Linked DNA regions of Homo sapiens: region 2 is linked to region 1. Evidence: chromatin contacts called from ENCODE Hi-C or POLR2A ChIA-PET data. All regions are on one chromosome and are shown on one strand. The core of a region is the stretch at or near the end of the contact, and the rest is flanking DNA. Distances in the headings are between cores, read along the strand shown.

Region 1 (6,049 bases), core at 1,722-4,221:
GCTGTTATGCAGCCATCTCGTAGCAACAACACAGCAGTCGTTGTCAGTCTGACACGTGAGGATGGCATAATAAATGCATTTTGTCACAGCTCCTGCTGCCCCCCAGAAAGAAACCCTGCACAATTTAACAGGATCACTACAAGTCATCATAGAGAAACACTCATTTGACTGGGTCGATTAGCCTCTTGGACACCTTTCTACTAGGTTTCTATGGTTACCATGTTCATTATTTTTGTAGAACAAAACAGCAATTCACAATCTGCAAACCACAATCTCCATCAGATGCTGCAAACCCAACCCCCAACCCTTCCTGCTTTCCTCTGGCATCAGTAACCAGGATGATAGGAAAGTGCCCTGGAATGAAATCACTAAGCATTTAGGCACTTCACATTCTCTGTCCCTGCCGGGGAGAAGCCTGCAAGCACAGAGACAGGCAGGGATCCCAGGATCAAGGGGGCTGGAGAGGGGCAAGGGGTCGATATCACACCCAAATCTTTGGTAATACTTGTATGTTCATCTTGGCTTGGGATCCAGAGTAATTATTTTTTATCCTATCTACCTCTGTTGACATTTTGGCTAGATTGCTTTTCAGATGAAAAAGTTTTATTAAAGAATTGCTTCTGGAAAATAATTTTCAAACCAGTTCTGTGCATGTCGTGATCAAATTCAGGATAACATTGCAAACAGAGACTGTGAATTCCTGAAAAGATTTGGAGTGTGTATTATTATCCGTGTCTCATCTGCCACTTGAATGCAGACGCGGAAAATCTTGGGCAGTGGCCCTTTTGTCAGAAGGAACTAAATGGTACCGCCCTGCTGGAAATGATCCCGGCGGCAGCCCCCAGGCTCACAGCTAATTCAAAACATGAAATGACACCCCAGCATCCAGAATTGCAGGGCCTGTGCTCTGCTGCCTGGGCCCTCCACCAGGTGCCCCTTTCTGTGGCCTCTGCTTTGTCAGAGACATGCTGTGTAGAGCAGGGAACAGGCAGCCTTGACATCCTTACAAAGCACTCTCCTTGGTATTGTTCCTCTTATTTTATTAATACAAACTCTCACGCCTGTAATCCCAGCACTTTGGGAGGCAGAGAAGGGCAGATCACAAAGTCAAGAGATCGAGACCATCCTGGCCAACACGGTAAAACCCTGTCTCTACTAAAAATACAAAAAAAATTAGCTGGGTGTGGTGGCACGTGCCTGTAGTCCCAGCTACTTGGGAGGCTGAGGCAGGAGAATCACTTGAACTCGGGAGGTGGAGGTTGCAGTGAGCCCAGATCACGCCACTGCACTCCAGCCTGGCGACGGAGCAAGACTCCATCTCAAAAAAAAAAAAAAAAAAAAAAAAAAAAAGACACTGAAAGGGCACTGTCTTTTTAATTAAGTTGTTCTCTCTCCCCCGTGTCTTTAGTTCTATACAGAAAAAATGTCATATTTTATTATGCTCTGAAGTCTCTGTTTTAGTTTACTCTGACAAAGCTGTTGCTCAGAGTAAAAGTCAGCAAGTCACCCAGCCATAACACACATTGTCTATACCAGCAGGGCAAAGGTGAAATAATCCAGGGATTGTCCCCAACTCTCTTCTGACATGACGGATGGTTGGCCCAGTACCTGATGGTAACAGGAGCTACGACAAGCAGGAGTACTACAAGATGAAGGGAGATTTGGGACGATGTTTGATCTTTGAAGGTCACCCTTCCTGCGTACGAGGCAGAAGTCAAGCTGACGTCTCTAAGCTCCTCTCCTGGTTTTGAGCAAGCATGTTCCAGGAAGCTGATTTGTTATTTTGGCAAGTGACTGTTTATCATGATGCATTTCGGGGGAGTTGGGGGTCAGGTTTCCTGTTGCAGGGAGTTCTGATAGTTCCTGATATTTACATACATAGGTCTTCAACTATTGATGAAAAATGTAATGTGGGAAGGTGAATTTCAACCCTATGTGGTTGAAACTCAACAAAAAGAATATATAGAGATAAAAAGCTGGGGAGAATGTAGTCTGTATATTACGAGGATTCTTTGAATCCATGCATAGAAATTTGTTGTCTCCATTTTTCTTCCACACAGAACACTTAAAATTCAAAAGTCAGGAGAGGCAACTTTGATGCTGAGAGATGAGCTCTCCATGACATCTCCCTGAAATAGTTCGGATTTATCCTGCAGCCGCAAATCAGAGTCATGCATTACTTCTTTCTGAAAAACAAATTTAAAACCACCCGTCATTCCTCATCATTTGTACAAAAATCCTTATGAAAATGATTAAAGAAGGTAATGGAAGCACAACTCCCGCGTTGGTAAGGACAGAGCAAAGACCTTCCATAAAAGCTAGTTCCCTTCTCCTCCTTTTGAAAACCAAACCAAACAAAAATATCTGGCTGAAACGACAGTGAAACAGCAGAAAATTATTTACCTTCAAAATTGCAGACAAAATAACCCCCCACACACAGTTCAAAGAAATGAACTTGTAAATATTGTGACTTATTAAAACAACAAGGCTATAATTCACTTCACCTCCAGAAAAAAATCAAAACAGCACTTGCTTAACCTCCACAAGAACCCTGAGAAGTTGGCAATGCAAAGGACAGCTCTTTCTGCAGGAGCAGCAGGGAGAGGGAGACTTCGCCTCATGCATGTTTACACAAGGCTTAAAATAGATTTTGAGTGCCTAACGCTGCTCAGCGCCTTAGTGTAACTCCAATGCCAGCCTTCCCAGCAGCCAGTGGACTCCGACCTTGATCCCTGCACCGGTGCCAGGCAAGCCCCAGGAGCATGTGCTACGGAGCCAGTCCACAGAGCTCCCTCCTCAGGGACCCGACACCAGAACTGGACCTTCATCTGGCTGTCCCCAGTCACTCCCAGCGCCTTCTCAGGCATTTTCACTTTCTGGGCAGAAGGAGAGGTGGGCTGTCTCTTCAGTCTCAATACCCAGCTGTCCCAGCCAGGCATGGAAAGTGAAAGCTTGCTGCTGAGAACCACCCCGACTTACAGGAAGGAGCCCTGAGGTTTCTGTGACCCCAGGCCCTTGACTGGAAAGTGGCTACTGAGGCTGAGTGTCTCCTAGCCCTGCCCTGGTGTGTGCCTCCCTGGGGCAGAGGGCACATCTCAGTCATGCCCCTCTCCTCGGGAGGGGGAAGGCCCCACATGGCCCAGAGGTACTGGGGGACCAGCTCAAGCTCCTTTTGCCACAACACTTTTCACCAGAAAACTCTAAGCCTGCAGGGGCTGCCCCTCAGCCAGCTCCTGTGCACAGGTCAGGAAATCAGAGCCGCTGTCAGGCAGGGCAGGCCTCAAGTCCGTGAGCATTTGCCAGGTCAGAGCCTTCTCAGAGCTGTGGCCTGCTACACCCTACCTGCTAAACCTGCATGGAACCCTGGGCTGATCCCCCTAGGTCCATTTAAAACCTGGAGCTCTACTACCAGTTCTAGCCCAGGCAGCGCCTGCCAGCCATCGCAGAACAGCTCAGCACAGCCTGGCAAGGCCAGCAAGCCACTGGGCAAACCGGTTATCTCAGCAGGGCCCAGCAACAAAACTTTCTGCCAACTCAGGTGAAAGAGAGTGAGTACATGTCTGTAATGTCTCTGTGTATGTGTGTGTACATACAACACACACATACAGACATATATATACATATATATTGAGGTATATCTGCACATATATATGAAAGTATATATTTAACAGTAAATGTCCCACAAGTACAGGAAGCTGCATAAAGCAAACATGAAGTTTAATGAAGTCCTATAAGGCAAAAATGCTTGTAACCCCCAGCACCCACTCTAGAGCCTTCCCACCCCCCTACAGAACCCCACTCCCAAATCTCTCCTCCCTCCTGGGGCACAGCTGGGCTGAGTCTTATGGCCATTAGTTCTCTAGTTTTCTTTGTCATTTTATTACCCAAGTGAGATTCATCCTCCATGGAGCATAGTGTTGCCTTTTATCTTTGGCTATGCCTGATAAGTCAGCAAGTGCCCACGCCTGAGGTAGACATGGATATACATATATGCATGTGTGCATATGCATGAGTATGAAAGCAGATGCTGTAACATGCTTAGAACAGAATCCACACTCCTCTCCCGTTCAGGCTAGTGCCCTGCTATTTGGAACGCCATTTATTGGATAAACAACAGACAAGTATAAATTAATACCATACTTTAAAAAAAAAAACTGCATGTGGTGCCTCAAGCCTGAGCCATTAGAACAATTCCCCGAGTATGAGTGTGAAGCTACTCCCAGAGCCAGGAGGCCTCCATGTGTATCTCCACCACTCCCTCTGCAGCCCCATGGGTGGTGAGCCTGGGGACCCCAGTGAAACCATCTCCAGCTCCTACCAGATTTCCAGCTTCTTGAGGAAGGAGGCCGGCAGGGCTCAGTACATTGGCCACAGAACGCAGCCGGAGAAGGAATCCAGGGTGGTCTAGGCCAACCCGTACCCCCTTGATGGGGTCGATTGCCAAATGTCTGTGAATTTCGGGACCAGTTGTTACACACAGCCATTATTAAAAATTAAAATGAATAGATTTGCAATAAAATAAATTATATTAAAATTCAAGATAATAACCCCCACATTGTGTTATTATCAGTGTTCTCTAGGCTGCGTGTCTGTTTATCTGTCTGGTGATATATGTACGTCATCGTACTTAAGGTAGTGGCTCTGCACACCCTTTCCAACTCTGTTTTTGGTGACATGGCATTAGCTTTCCATTGGCTGTCATGGGAGGATTTATACCACAGACAATGACAAATATTACAAACCAGGTGTCCCATACATAAACACAATATACATCCATCCATATGCATATACCAAGCACACATATACTTACATGCCACACTTATATGCATGCACCACACAACACACACACACCACACTACACACAATACACTGTTGGTTCCTCCCCCAAATCCTCTAAGATTAAGAACTGGAAGCCAAGCATCTTTTAAGGCGGCCTTCCCAACCTGAGACCTTGGGTGGCCTCCCAGGTCTGAGAGAAGTTGGGATGTCTCATCCCCACCACAGGGAGGTGGCTCTGGGCAGGGCCAGAACCTGATGCGGGGCTAGTGGAGGCTGCAATGTGGTCAGGGATGGCCTGAGAGGGCTCAAGGCCCTCTGAGCAGAGCCCTGCTCACACCCAGGGTCCTTCAGTCAGGCAACAGTAGCCCAAGGTTTTCTTGGGCGATCTATGTCCCTGGCAGCATCTGCCCCCTTGGAATTGCAGGTGGTCTGCAGCACCTCCACACCTGGAACCCCACGAGGAGCCTTGCCTCTGCCTTCACAGCCTGTTTTTTGAGGACAACAAGGGGGCTCTGCCTGGTGCTGGGGATAGATCAGGAAAATGCCCCTGTTCATCCATCTACCTCCTGATCTCTTTTCATCCCAGACTGGCACACAGCTCCTGGAACCCTGGGAGTTTGCTGTTTTCTGTGTGCTAATGAGATGGTGGGTGGCTGAACTCTAGACAGTTTCAGGATGGCGGCTAGTGGCCAAAAAGACCAACCATGATGCCACTTCATCCCCAACCCAGAGAGGGGGGGAGCAGCTGGAGACTGAGTCAGTCACTAATGGCTAATGATGTATCAATCACACCTACATCATGGAACCTCCACAAAATCCCCAAACAAAGGGGTTTGGGGAGCTTCCAGGGTGGTAGAAGCATCCACATGAAGTGGGGAGCTGTGCACTGAGAGGACAGGGAAACTCCACACTTGTTTCCCCAATACCTTCTCCTATGCTTCTCTTGCATTTGGCCACTCCTGAGTTTATCTTTCATAACAAAACCATAATTGTAAGTAGAGTGCTGCCCTGCATTCTGTGACTCATTCTAGCAAGGGATTAAGCCTGGGAGAAGGTCATAGGAGCCCCTGATTTCACAGCCGGATGACCCTTGGGCCTTGTGGCTGGTGTCTGCTGTGGGGCAGAGTCATAGGACAGAGCCCTTCACCTCCAGTGTTCATGGCATGAACTTGTTGGACACCCAGGTGGCGCCGGATAACTGGAGAACTGAGAATTGAGAATTGCCACTTGCAATGACACCAGACAAGTGCAAAGTCAGACAAAGTCCTGT
Region 2 (5,883 bases), core at 3,312-5,811, 310 kb after region 1:
ACAATAATTATTTAAGAAAAATGACCATAATGGAATATGAAATCTACCAACAATAAGAATCCTAACTGGTTATCCCTGATTGCCAGTAATTTTACTTTTCTCTATTTGCTTTTCTATATTTTCCAAGTTTTCTGCAAAGACATATTGCCTTTTAAAAATGTTTATTTGTACCATGTAATACATCACCTGATAGCCAAAGGGGGGAAAAAACCAACAACAAAAGAGGCTATGATGCAAGGCAAAGGTCTTACACTCTCCCCTCTCCACCTCTCCGGGGAAAATCTGATAGCTGTTCCTGGATTCAGTCATCTGTGATTGCCTGTGATAGATGCCTCTGTTCTGACAAGTTATCAGCTGTGGGAAACACCAATTGACTTTCCAGTTGAAAAGTGAATATCTTGTGGCCAGGCACGGTGGCTCACACCTGTAATCTCAGCACTTTGGGAGGCCGAGGTGGGCAGATCACGAGGTCAGGAGTTCAAGACAAGCCTGGCCAACATGGTGAAACTCCGTCTCTACTAAAAATACAAAAATAACTGGTGGAGCATGCCTATGCTACTCAGGAGGCTGAGGCAGGAGAATTGCTTGAACCAGGATCTGGGAGGCGGAGGTTGCAGTGAGCTGAGATCGTGCCATTGCACTTCAGCCTGGGCTACAGAGCGAGACTCCGTCTCAGAAAAAAAAAAAAAAAAGGAAAGTGGATATTTTGCTAACTTATGCTACCCTCTTTTCCCAATGTCTGGCATTTATATTTATGACTTTAGCTAGTTTATTTGTTATCTTTGGAACTCTAAGAATATATTTCAGTATCTGTTTTATCAGCTTTCAGGAGTAATTCCTGACACCTTATTTTCCAAGATGAAAGAATAGCAATGAGAATAGCAATTCTCCCACCTTTGCTTGACTTTCCTACCTTTTTCTAAATGTCCCTTTTTCCCCTGCCTTTTACTTTTGACCATCTTCACTTTAGTGACAAACACACAGCATGTGCTCTGTTTATAAATGATTTCTAACAATTAAAGACAAATGAACATGATTCACATTTTTTGTTCCAGAGACGGAGTCTTGCTCTGTCGCCCAGGCTGGAGTGCAGTGACACGATCTCGGCTCACTGCAACCTCTGCCTCCCAGGTTCAAGCAATTCTCCTGCCTCAGCCTCCCAAGTAGCTGGAACTACAGGCATGCACCACCCCACCCAGGTAATTTTTTTGTATTTTTGATAGAGACAGGGTTTCACCATGTTGGCCAGGCTGGTCTTGAACTCCTGACCTCAGGTGATCCACCTGCCTTGGCCTTCCAAAGTGCCGGGATTACATTCACGTTATTATAACTATAAACTATTGTTCAATTCTGACCCAAGTAGAGCCACCCTAGGAATGAGCTTCCTTCTCTGCAGAGCCATTCTCCCATCCTGCAGGCCAGGAACAATATTCCCGGCATGAAGATGAACTAATTCCTCCTGTCTTATAGCTCCTCATGGCTTCATTTCATAACATCTTTTTATTGGTTTCATATTTGCACTACAACTCTCTTAGGGTGCTTATCATTTTACCCTGTTTTTAGTTACCTTGTTTTTGTGGGTTTTTTCCTTCTGCATTTGGCTTGATGACAGTCTCAAAATTGTTCCAGGCCCTGAATCACAATTTCTTTCCTATTGGGTTCTTTTCCCCTGGATATCTCTTTTCCAGGCCTTATCAATAAGGATCCGTCAGAATATAGGGCAGCCGAGCTTTAGTTGGGCGGTGCTGTGCCCTCAGCCTTGAGCTCTAAGAAAGGCAGCTGCTTTTAGGGAAACTTGAGGGGGCAGTACTACAGCTCCTGAGGCTCTCCCGCCCAGTTTATGTGTGAGGACCGGGAATGTGTATATCCTTGTATGGTTTGAATGTTCCCTCCAAAGCTCGTGTTGAAACTAAATCCCCAATGTGGCAATATTGAGACTCAGGTGGGGCCTATCAGAAGTGATTGGATCATGAGGGTTCTGCCTTTAGGAACAGATTAATCTCTTCATTGATTAACAGATTAAAGGGTTATCTCAGTGGCTTTATGAGCAAAGGAAAGCACGCTCAGCCCCCTTACCACGTGATGCCTTGCTGAGCATGTTCGTCAGTCCCCACCAGCAAGGAGGTCCTCCCCAGAGGCACGCCCTTGACCCTGGACTTCCCAGCCTCCAGAACTGTAAGAAATTCCCTTTCTTTATACATTACCCAGTTTCAGGTATTCTGTTACAAGCAATGGGAAATGGACTAAGACAGCCCTCTAGGTCATGTGGCTCTGATAAAAGTCAGTGGGGAGACTTTAAGCCCATCTGATTCCCAGTCCTGTGCTCCCAGGACACAAGTGGCTCTGAGCCCCTCCTGCCCCTCCTGACAGGTTTCAGGAGGTGGATGCTGTGACCGGCCTGGCCACTCAGTAGGCACGTGTTTACATTGCGCATGTGGGTAAGTAATAAACCAGGAGCAAAAATTACAGACATACAGGATGGGCAGGTGGAGCCCTGCAGCCTCCCTTGAGAGCATGAAAGAAATATTGAATGGGGCTAATGTCATTCTGTCCTCTGACACTGAAGCCAAGAAATAAAATGCCCTACAGAGTGGAGGGGCCTGGAACTCTACACCAGTGTTCTCATTGTATAAACCACAAGGAAATACAGTTTTCCACAGGCCTCCCTGGCTTCTGTCGGAAGCACTGGCTCTCTGGCCTCCTGTCTGCTGTCCCAATGAATATGCAGAGAGAGGCTGGGGCTGAGCTGCAGGTCAGCCATGCTGCGCCTCACCTATTGAAAGAGGGAGCTGGAAGTAAACTCTCCGGCCCCCCAGCTTTGACATCTGTGCCCATCCTAGCCAACTCTCACAGAGCTGGCATGCAGGGTTGGATGAAGGAGCACCCTGGGATCCATAGCACAGGGCAGGGTACAGGACAGCAAGATACAGGCTCCCTGCCAGCCTGGGCTGGCCCCGAGGGGGCTGTAGGTCAGGGATACCACTGAAGATTTGCCCGTTAGGCAGCTGCCGGCCCTGTGCGACTGCCTCCTGGACTGCACCCCAGTGCTGGAGGTGGCCACCTGGGATGGGTGCAGTGGCTGAGGAAGCTGAGGTGACCCTGAGCCTGGAGGAAGGCCAGCTGGGGGCTGTCTGCTGACCACATCCCTGCAGCTGGGCAGCAAGGTCTTCCTGGAAGGGAGTCTAGAGTGCATAGCAGGGTCCACCAATGCTTCTAGAAAGCTGTACATCATCAGTATCATAGTCATCAGTGTCCTTTGTAGAGGGGCTTCTAGGCATCCTACATCTGATATCTCACTTACCAAGGGGGCAACTCAGCCATAAGGAAACTGAGTGAGCTGCCTACAAAGGAGAAGGAAATAGTTTTATAAAAAGAGAAGGCATATAGTCACCAACAGGAGAATGGGAATGGTAGAATCTGGCAGAGCTGCTCTTGGGAGCTGCCTGGGCATGTTGTTCAGAACCACGTGAGAGCATTGCTGACTCTGACCTTGATGCTCCCCGAGGATGAGGGCTGAGCCTGGAGCAACACAGGTGGCAGGGCAGGAAGAGCAGGCCGGCTCCCTGGGGATGGGAACCAGCAGGGAGGCTGCAGCTCCAGGCAGGAGTGACCAGGTAATGTTGGAACATCTGTCTGGACGTTCTGCAAGAGGCTGAGTCAGCAGCCAGCTAGGTGTGATTTAACTGGAGTGCACAGAGCTAGATGGTAAGAGAAAGCACGCATTTTTATTGTCCTGTCAGAAAATAATAATGCTCTTATGGCCAGCGTGGATCTCAGGTGAGCAGAAAATTGCACATTCGTCATTTCCCTACATATCAAGAGCCGGATCCCCCACACCACATGGGTGGGAATTTCCACCAGGGTAGTTCCTGGGCCTCTCCCCACCCTGCCCCAGAGTTTGTCCAAGTTGTCCAGGTTTACGCAGGGCCAAGCCACTGGCGAGCCTCCCAGTGCTCACGGACCCTGCCCCGGGTCCAATCTTCTGCCCAAATGGGCGCAGCCTCTGTTAGGATGCTGGAAGCCGGAGGTGGAGCATTTATACCCACCAGATCCCCAGCTCCCCCAAAGAACAGGACACAGCCCTCCTGCTGGAGGGACACACAGAGAGCCCTTGCAGATGTCCCACATCCAGGGAAATGTGTGTCCCCTGTGCCATTCCTCTCTGTGGGTACACGCTGGAGTGGAGGAGTAAGACAAAGCAGACAGAGAGCAGTTCCATTCCATGATGGCAACCCCAGGATGACAAGGGAGGCAGTGCCAGACGACTGACGCTGTGCCCACTCCCATGCTCTGGAGTCAGGCCTGACAAGGAAGATTTATTTTTGGTACAGGCGATAAGGCATAAAAACCCACGCACCGCACGTGCCTGTGTTTTGTGTGGCATGAATACATGTTAGCCGTGACCAACAAGAACGCAAAGCCATTACTTGGTGCCTGCAGAGGGAGGCCTGGCCAGTTCCTATAGCAGGACAGCAGCCCGAGCTGTCTCCAGGGAGAACCTCCAGCCTGCAGCTTGAGTCACACAGCACAGATCCAAGGCACCACCTGTGCCTATTCAGATTGTCTCATGCTCCAGAGAAGTCCATGGAGTGCCGTCCAGATATTCCAGCCCAACAAACCTTCTAAGGGAGAAGCAGGCGCTGACTGGCCCTCACGGTCCCCTGGCTCTCCACTGGAGCCAGAGTTCCCGACAGGACTTGTGGAACAGAATGTCAGCATTTGCTTTGTCTGGAAAGCTCAAGAGCATGTGGATCCGGCCTCATTCAACGGCCCAGAATATCTGCCCCTGGCATTGGTGAGACATCACCCTGTTCCTGCTAAAAGCACAGCAAGGGCTGCCGATGTCCACAAGGGACCTGCCCGCCAAGGCAGATTCTGTCTCCCGGGTCTTCTGAGCTCTGTCCAGCTGCCAAAAGATAGGCTGTGCCCAGAGGAGGACAAAACATTTTGCCCAAGGACTTTATTATGCAACGACACGAAAAATTACCACGTGAGAGTTTTATTCCTCTGAAAACACATTTTGTTGGAAACATTAAATGTTATGTTATTTCCTATGCTGTATATTTAAATACTTTATTTTTCTGGGCAAAAATGCCAGGAAAATAACTTGCCTCTCTGGAGGAACTACTCTACCTTTTTTTTTTTTTAAAGAACTGGCACTTCAAAAAAAAAAAACCCTTAGCTGTCAAGAAATGAGAGTTAAGTATTAACTCCATGCCAGCATCCACTTTATCTTAGATTCCTGATATATTCATTTCTCTTCCCCACTTTTCTACTAAAGTCTGCCAATGTCCTTGATTTCATTTTAACTCCTTGTGGGAGCATGCCAAGGCACCTGCAAGCCCTTTGAAAGAAAGGGAGGAATTAAAAGTAAATTAGCAGAGGCACTTGTAAGTAAGCAAGCATAAGGCTTGGGATTTGTGCCTCGTCATCTGAAGCAGCCTTGTTGAGGGCCGAGAGCTGGAAATGGCAGGAGAAGAACCCTTGGGCCCTCTCTCTAAGAATCCATGGGCTGTCCAGGAAGCATGGGGTTTCCCAGTCTGGAGCGAGAAGGGTAATAGCAGGGAGCATCAGGTATCCTCATTGTCTACTGCTGTGTAACAAATCGTCCCAAACTGAGTGTCTTAAAACAACCACAGTTATTTTATGCTCACTCCTGGTGTCAGGAAGGCTCAGCTGGGTGGCTCTGGCTTAGGGCTTTCTGCGGTGTAGTCAGACAGTGACAGGAGCTGTCAGGGGCTGGCCAGGCATCTCATCATACAGCCTCAACCCTTCCCATGTGCTCTCTCCCCATGGGATATTTTGTGCTTCCTGGCATTATGGCGGCCACAGGTGGCAGGACTTGTTGGGTGTTATTAACACTCAGGGCTCCAGCAAGAACCT

What was found. Hi-C counts contacts between places; a loop is a spot of excess contacts on that map. ChIA-PET counts read pairs that join two places held with the same protein, here RNA polymerase II (POLR2A). Pooled maps may share reads with other maps.
Region 2: a pooled map shows a loop between it and region 1 (1.9-fold over the local background). The contact joins two enhancer-like sites. A Hi-C loop is called at or near these places in 1 of 37 single-sample maps with no recorded cell type and 5 of 50 pooled maps. POLR2A ChIA-PET finds 5 or more read pairs at or near these places in 1 of 52 experiments (SK-N-SH).

Annotation. Positions count from the first base shown.
Region 1 is chr9:89,996,778-90,002,826 of GRCh38, reverse strand. No RefSeq gene overlaps it. Among named protein-coding and RNA genes, the nearest start is that of MIR4290, 24 kb to the left of the region's middle. RefSeq lists enhancers at 2,873-2,962, 3,013-3,062, 3,073-3,142, 3,183-3,352. Within about 2 kb of position 2,971, at least 31 of the 41 ENCODE cell types and tissues checked have a DNase peak (open chromatin) inside an H3K27ac peak, as active enhancers do.
Region 2 is chr9:89,683,974-89,689,856 of GRCh38, reverse strand. The region is part of intron 3 of LINC03062 (long intergenic non-protein coding RNA 3062); the gene reads right to left. Among named protein-coding and RNA genes, the nearest start is that of LINC03062, 47 kb to the right of the region's middle. RefSeq lists an enhancer at 3,542-4,113. Within about 2 kb of position 4,561, at least 13 of the 41 ENCODE cell types and tissues checked have a DNase peak (open chromatin) inside an H3K27ac peak, as active enhancers do.